2 separate regions of the Homo sapiens genome follow, and region 1 is linked to region 2. A link is a contact called in ENCODE Hi-C or POLR2A ChIA-PET data. All regions are on one chromosome and are shown on one strand. Each heading gives the region's core, a stretch centred on a gene start or an enhancer-like site at or near the end of the contact. The rest is flanking DNA. Distances are from core to core; before and after follow the strand shown.

What was found. A loop is a pair of places that touch in the nucleus more often than their neighbours do. ChIA-PET counts read pairs that join two places held with the same protein, here RNA polymerase II (POLR2A).
Region 1: a map with no recorded cell type shows a loop between it and region 2 (6-fold over the local background). The contact joins the promoter of CYP27A1 here to the enhancer-like site in region 2. A Hi-C loop is called at or near these places in 1 of 37 single-sample maps with no recorded cell type. POLR2A ChIA-PET finds 5 or more read pairs at or near these places in 1 of 52 experiments (activated CD4-positive, alpha-beta T cell).

Annotation. Positions count from the first base shown.
Region 1 is chr2:218,780,488-218,783,793 of GRCh38, reverse strand. It overlaps CYP27A1 (cytochrome P450 family 27 subfamily A member 1), which reads right to left and starts at 1,647. Exons shown (of 9, transcript NM_000784.4): 1 at 1,357-1,647. The coding sequence starts at 1,611.
Region 2 is chr2:218,500,216-218,503,538 of GRCh38, reverse strand. The region is part of intron 11 of USP37 (ubiquitin specific peptidase 37); the gene reads left to right. It also overlaps the pseudogene RN7SKP38. Among named protein-coding and RNA genes, the nearest start is that of USP37, 66 kb to the left of the region's middle. RefSeq lists an enhancer at 1,424-1,995. Within about 2 kb of position 1,783, at least 2 of the 41 ENCODE cell types and tissues checked have a DNase peak (open chromatin) inside an H3K27ac peak, as active enhancers do.

The DNA of each region.
Region 1 (3,306 bases), core at 398-2,897, 280 kb before region 2:
GGTTGGCTACCCCAGCCCAGGACCAGCCTACTCCTATCAGTCCCTGACAACCAAGTGTCCTTGTGGAGGCACCCCGAATCGAAGCCCCCTCCCTCTTCCCCAACCTTAGAACAGCTTCTCCCCCAGAGTTCTCTCTGTGAAGTTAACTTTTTGTTGCTTTATCTCTTTGTCCTCCATCTTCTTCAGAGGAGCATTTAAGCCCCATGAGGGCAGAAGCCTCATCTCACTGAATCCCAGTACTTGGAACCATGCCTAGAACATGGTAGGTGCATTCATATTTGTTGATAGTCATTAGGAAGATAGATCCTGTATGAACCCCTTTGGTTCATTCCCTAAATCCTCTCCAACATTGGTCAGTGTTGGGTTTTCCGGTCTCTGTCAGTGAGCAGTGAGCTGTTCATCCCTGCCTCATTTCTGTGTTCTGCTGTATAAAACTTTCTTATTAGACATTGGTTTTCTCCCCCAACACCACTAACCTGAACACAGACTACAGGCTGATTTCTTTTTTCTTTTTTTCTTTTTTTTTTTTTTTTTTTGAGACAGAGTTTCGCTCTTGTTGCCCAGACTGGAGTGCAATGGCGTAATCTTGGCTCACCACAACCTCTACCTCCCTGGTTCAAGCGATTCTCCTACCTCAGCCTCCCTAGTAGCTGGGATTACAGGCATGTGCCACCATGCCCGGCTAATGTTTGTATTTTTAGTAGAGATGGGGTTTCACCATGTTGGCCAGGCTGGTCTCAAACTCCTGACTTCAGGTAATCTGCCCACCTCAGCCTCCCAAGGTGCTGAGATTACAGGTGTGAGCCACTGCACCCGGCCTCAGACTGATTTCTTAATAACAAAAAGTACCTTTTCCTTACTGTCTGTGAGTTTGCTTCCACGATCTGAGATGCAGCATTGTGTTTTCCCCTAAGAGGAAATTTACCTTGCAAATAACCAAGAGGTTTCTATAATCCTCCTGAAGTTATTTCGTTTGGAAGAAGTCTGTGGTAGCCAATATCAGCCCAGAATTAGTGATTCCATAATATCCGTTAGCTTACACATTTGCCTCTGCCACTCTCTTCCCAAGACAGCTCCCTCCTCAACCTCTGCTCACTGTAAGTCCGGCGTCCAGATCCCCCCCTTACTGGTGCCGTCCTGATTTAAGCCCTTCCTCGTCCTGTTTATCTCAGCTCAAAGGGCTCTGTCTGCACTTTGCCCATTCTCCCTACTGATTTCCAGTTTATGACCATAGCCTCAGTGGGTCCCCAGCTGAGTTCCTGCAGCCTTCACTTTCTGTCCAACGTCTTCTCACCTCTAGCCTCTCTGTTCCGGTGCCCACTCCCATCCCCAGGACGCGATGCCCCCGCGGGTTACCTGTAACTGGTGCAGTTGCAGGGCATAGCCTTGAACGAACAGCTGAAAGAAGAAGCGCAGCTGTCCTAGACGTGGAATCTCCTCTAAGCTCCGTTGCCGCCGCCGGACACCAGGCCCGGCTCCGGGAGCTCCGGTGGCCTTGTCCGAGGGGAGGGCGGCAGGGATCGCGGCCTTGGCTCTGGCCCCGTGGGGGCAGAGGCCACGGCCGGCCCCTCGCAGCGCCCACCTCAGCCTCGCGCAGCCCAGCGCAGCCATGGGTTGTGCTCGCGCGCCTGCACCTTTGGGTCGAGTGCTGAGTCCCCGGACCCGCCCAGACAGCAGTGCAGGGCGGGTTCAAAGCCGGGCGCTGGGGAGGGCCGAGCAAAGGCCAGCTAGACCCCTTCCCGCTCGCTCCCTCGCTCCTCCCAGCGACGCGGGAGCTGCAGGAGAGGGACGCGGTGACTCGGGGATATCCACGGCGCCCCGACCAAGGCCTCCGCCACGACTCCTCACCCCGCGCCCCCGAGGCCTCTCAAATAACTTTTCGCTTGGTCTGAACTCTGGGCGGGGGTGCAGCGAGATTCTTTCGAAATCGGGAAGCCCCACACCGGGATAGGTCCTCGCCCGGTCGCGGTTCCCCACCCAAGGCGACCCTCGCGTCCTGGAGGGAACGGGAACCGGCCGTGGCTAAGCTGCCCTCGGCTTCTCCCAATGGCCTTCCGGATTGATCCCGGAGTCAGTTCGGAGCGAGGGGGGCCAGTCATCTGATCCCTGGAGGGGGGCCGCTGAACAAAGAAATCTAAATATTCGTGTTTTGTTGTTTTTTTTTTTAATTCAATTCTCCCTCCACGCACCTCCCTGCCGCGTCTGCCAAGGCAGGATATTTCAAACTGCAGGTTGAGACCAGATTTCGTAGATGATGGCCAGAATTATTTTTAATAAAATGGAAAGAGTAACATAGTACGGAAAACGTACAGCAAGAAGAAAAAAAAAGTATTGTCTTATGAATCCTATGTTTCATGTATATTCAAAGTATAGTTGTCAAAAAGTTTAAAAACATAACTCACGCAAGTATAAAATAAATACAGGGTCAAAGATCACATTCAAGCCAGGAATGAAGGACCCAGCAGGATGGTACAGCTGGTTCTAACAGCATTTGAAAAATTGGTGATTTACAGGCAGCCAGAGAAGAAAGGGCATATTAAGTTCAATTAGGCTGACAGCTGAGTTGCTAGGTGTGGCTTTCTACTTATTTATTCTAGGACTCCTAGTTTCTTGACTCTGTGACTGGATGTCTTTGATCAGTCTGGGGAGTTTCTCAGATATTATCTGTTCAAATATTGCTCCTCCCCATTTTTTTCTCCTTTCCCGGGACTTCAAACTGCTATATGTATGTTAGCTCTCCCTGTATCCTTCCTCTCTCTTATCCTGTCTTGTGTATTTTTGTTCCTTTGTGTCATATAGTTTGTTAATTCTCTCCTCCCCACTCCCCAGAGTCTCACCCTGTCGTCCAGGCTGGAGTGCAGTGGTGCAATCCTGGCTCGCTGCAACCTCCGCCTCCCGGTTCAAGCAATTCTCCGGTCTCAGCCTCCAGAGTAGCTGGAATTAGAGGTGCCCGCCACCACGCCCGGCTAATTTTTGTATTTTTAGTAGAGATAGGGTTTTGCCATGTTGGCCAGGCTGGTCTCAAACTCCTGACCTCAGATGATCTACCTACCTCGGCCTCCCAAAGTGCTGGAATTACAGGTGTGAGCCACAGCACCCAACCTAGACCATATTTTTCATTTGGTTTTTGGACAGGAAGGACAGGAGGCCATGCTTTAAAAACGTGGTGGCACACGTGATCCCAGCTACTTGGGGAGACTGAGGCAGGAGAATCGCTTGAACCCGGGAGGCGGAGATTGCAGTGAGCTGAGATTGTGCCATGCACTCCAACCTGGACAACAGAGTGAGACTCCATCTCAAAAAAAA
Region 2 (3,323 bases), core at 534-3,033:
TCTCCATATTGGTCAGGCTGGTCTCGAACTCCTGACCTCAGGTGATCTGCCCGCCTCGGCCTCCAAAGTGCTGGGATTACAGGCGTGAGCCACCGCGCCCAGCCCATTTTACTTCTATGTATGTTATACATCCCACAATACGTAGTTAGGATTTTTTTACAGCCTTAAAAATTCACGTACCGTGTAGTTACCTATTTAAAGTGTATTATTTGGTGTTATTGTTTTAAACAGTCCAGTGTATTTAAAGAAATTAAAAGATGAGACAGAAATGTATTTTGTATTTTCCCACATGATTTCCTGTTTTAAGTGCTCTTCTTTTGTGTAGATCTGAGTTTCTGTCTGGTATCATTTTTCCTTCTGCATGAAGAATGTCGCTTTAACATTTCTTACAGTGCGTGTCTCTTGGCAGCAAGTATTCTCAGATTTTGTTTGTCAGAAAAAGGATTTTGCTTTTAATTTTAAAAGATATTTCCATTGGATCTAGAAATCTAGCTTATATAGAACTCTAACGTGATAATGTGTTTCTTTCAGTATTTTAAAGATATCTTTTCTTTGTCTTCTTTTTTGTATAATTTCTGACTAGAAGCCTACGGTCTTAATCTTGTTTTAGTCTTAACTTTACAATTATGTACCTTGTTTCCCTAGTTCTTGCATATTCAAAATTTTTTCTCTAGCTTGGATATTTGAAAAATAGTTTGGCTGGATGTAAAATCCTTGGGTCATGCTTTCTTTCCTTGGGTTTCTTATAATGCTACTTTACTGTTACCTTGCTTTGTATTTGCTTTTCAGAAATAAGATGCCAGTCTAATTCTTCTGCCCTTGTAAGTGATTTAATCTTCCTCCTTGAAGGCACTGAGACAGTTTTTCTCTGACTGCTTTTCAAGATTTTCTCTTCGTTGCTAATTTTTAGCAGTTTTATTTTGGTGGGCTTCATTTTGATTTGTGTTTATCTCACTTGGGATTTGTTGAGCTTCTTGGATCTGTGGGTTTCTAGTTTTTATCAGATTTTGAACGTTTTTATATATTGATTTTTTCAGATTTTTTTTCTGACTCTTCTCTCTGGATTCCAGTTATATTTGATATAAATATAATTGTATTTGATATCGTCCCACAGGTTTAGTGGGAATCTATTCTGTTGCTGTCTTTTCAAGTTCAGATATTTCCTTCTACAGTGTCTAATATGCTATTAATCGCATCAAGTGAAATTTTCATTTTAAATATTGTGATTTTCATCTCTAGAAGTTTAATTTGGGTCTTTAAAAAATCTTTCACTTCTCTCATTATGTTTATGATTTCCTTTCCATTCTTGATCGTGTAGAGCATATTTTAAGTAGTTGTTTTAATATTCTTGTCTGCAGTAGTTTTGATTGTTTTGAGTCTCCTGTTTAAGTTCTTCTTTTTCATTTCTGTTTTTTTTCTTCTTTCTCAGCTGTGTGATCTGCTTAAGTTCTTTTTGAATATAGAGTATCCTTTACTCTAAGGCTAATTTGCTTCCTTTCCTAAAGCATAGTTCCTTTGGAGTCTCTGTTAACACTCTGTGAATTCATCTAGGTCTCTCTACTCTGACTGGTGTAAATTCGAACTGGTGGAATTTTAGTCCCTGTGTGAGTTCTGGGAGTTGTTTGGCCAGTAGCTCCATAGTAAACATTCTTTTCCTTGAAGTTGTTCTTGATTAGTGTCAAGAAGACTGAGTTTCACTCTGCATACACAGGTTGGTATTCAGCCAAATATTCAAGCAGACTGCTATGCAGATTTCTGGAGCTTTTCCTTTGTTCAGTTCCTTCCTCTCAAGTACTCTGTCCCAGAAATCTCAGCAACCTCAGCTTTTCGAACTCATTTCTCTCAGCTCAACTTGGTAAGATTTCTAGGCTCTGTTTGGGTGCTCCCTGAATTGCAGTTCACAAATTGCCTCCAGACAGAAAATCTGGGTAATAGTAGGACTCACATCATTTATTTTCCTTCTCTTATGGATCACTGTTTTGTGCTGCCTATTGTCTAGTATCTGAAAATAGCTGTTTTCTCTATTTTGTCCAGTTTTCTCATTGTTTATAGTAGGAAGGTAATTCCAGACTCTCAAACTTCCTCATAGGCAGAAGCAGAAGCAGTAGTTCTCTCAGGTACTCAAAATTGACATCACCCATGGGCAACACAGGAATATCATGTATTCCTGGATGTGATGCCCTTAGAAGGATACAGTGTCCACCAGACATGTGGCTCACACCTATAATCTCAACACTTTGGGAGGTCAAGGCAGGCAGATTGCTTGAGCCCAGGAGTTCAAAACCAGCCTTGGTAACATGACAAAATTCTGTCTCTACAAAAAAATACAAAATTAGCCTGGCATGGTGGTGCGCATTTGTAACCCCAGCTACTCAGGAAGCTGAGGTGGGAGGATCATCTGAGTCCGGGGGGGTCGAGGTTGCAGGGAGCCAAGATTGTGCCACTGTGCTCCAGCCTGGGCAACAGAATGAGACCCTCTCAAAAAAAAAAAAAAAAAGATTGGATGTGAGGGCGATCTGACTGTGACATCTGTCACCCCGTTGTTCACCAGGGTTGATTTGGCTGATCTGACTGGCTAGGCGGGTATCCCCTTCCTCCCTCACCACTCCATGTGTGTCTGTCGCAAACCTGCGTGCTCAGTCAAAGAGGATGACCATCCCCAATAGAGGAGGACTGGTCTTCAGCCAAGAGTATACGAGTAGCTGCACTCCCCTGCTAGAAACTCCAAACAAGCTCTCAAAAAAAAAAAAAAGGCATGACATGGTATCACTGTTTGTTCATGTGCTCTTCCAGTTTAGGCTGAATCTCATCATGAGGAAATAGCAAACCCAGTATGAGGGATGTTCTATTAAAAATAAGGCTAGGTCAGGTGAAGTGCCTCACACCTGTAATCCCAGCACTCTGGGAGGCTGAGGCAGGTGAATCACTTGAGGTCAGGAGTTCGAGAGCAGCCTGGCCAACATGGGGAAACGCCGTCTCTATTAAAAATACAGGCTGGGCACGGTGGCTCATGCCTGTAATCCCAACACTTTGGGAGGCAAAGGCGGGCAGATCAGGAGTTCAAGACAAACCTGATCAACATGATGAAACCTCTACTAAAAATACAAAAAAATTAGCCAGGCCTGGTGGTGCACACCTGTAATCCCAGCTACTCAGGAGGCTCAGGCAGGAGAATTGCTTGAACCTGGGAGATGGAAGTTGCTGTAAGCCGAGATGACACCACTGCACTCCAGCCTGGGCAACAGAGCAAGGCTCCGTCTCAAAATAAATAAATAAATAAATAAATGAATACAAACATTAGCTGCGTGTGGTGGCACACGCCT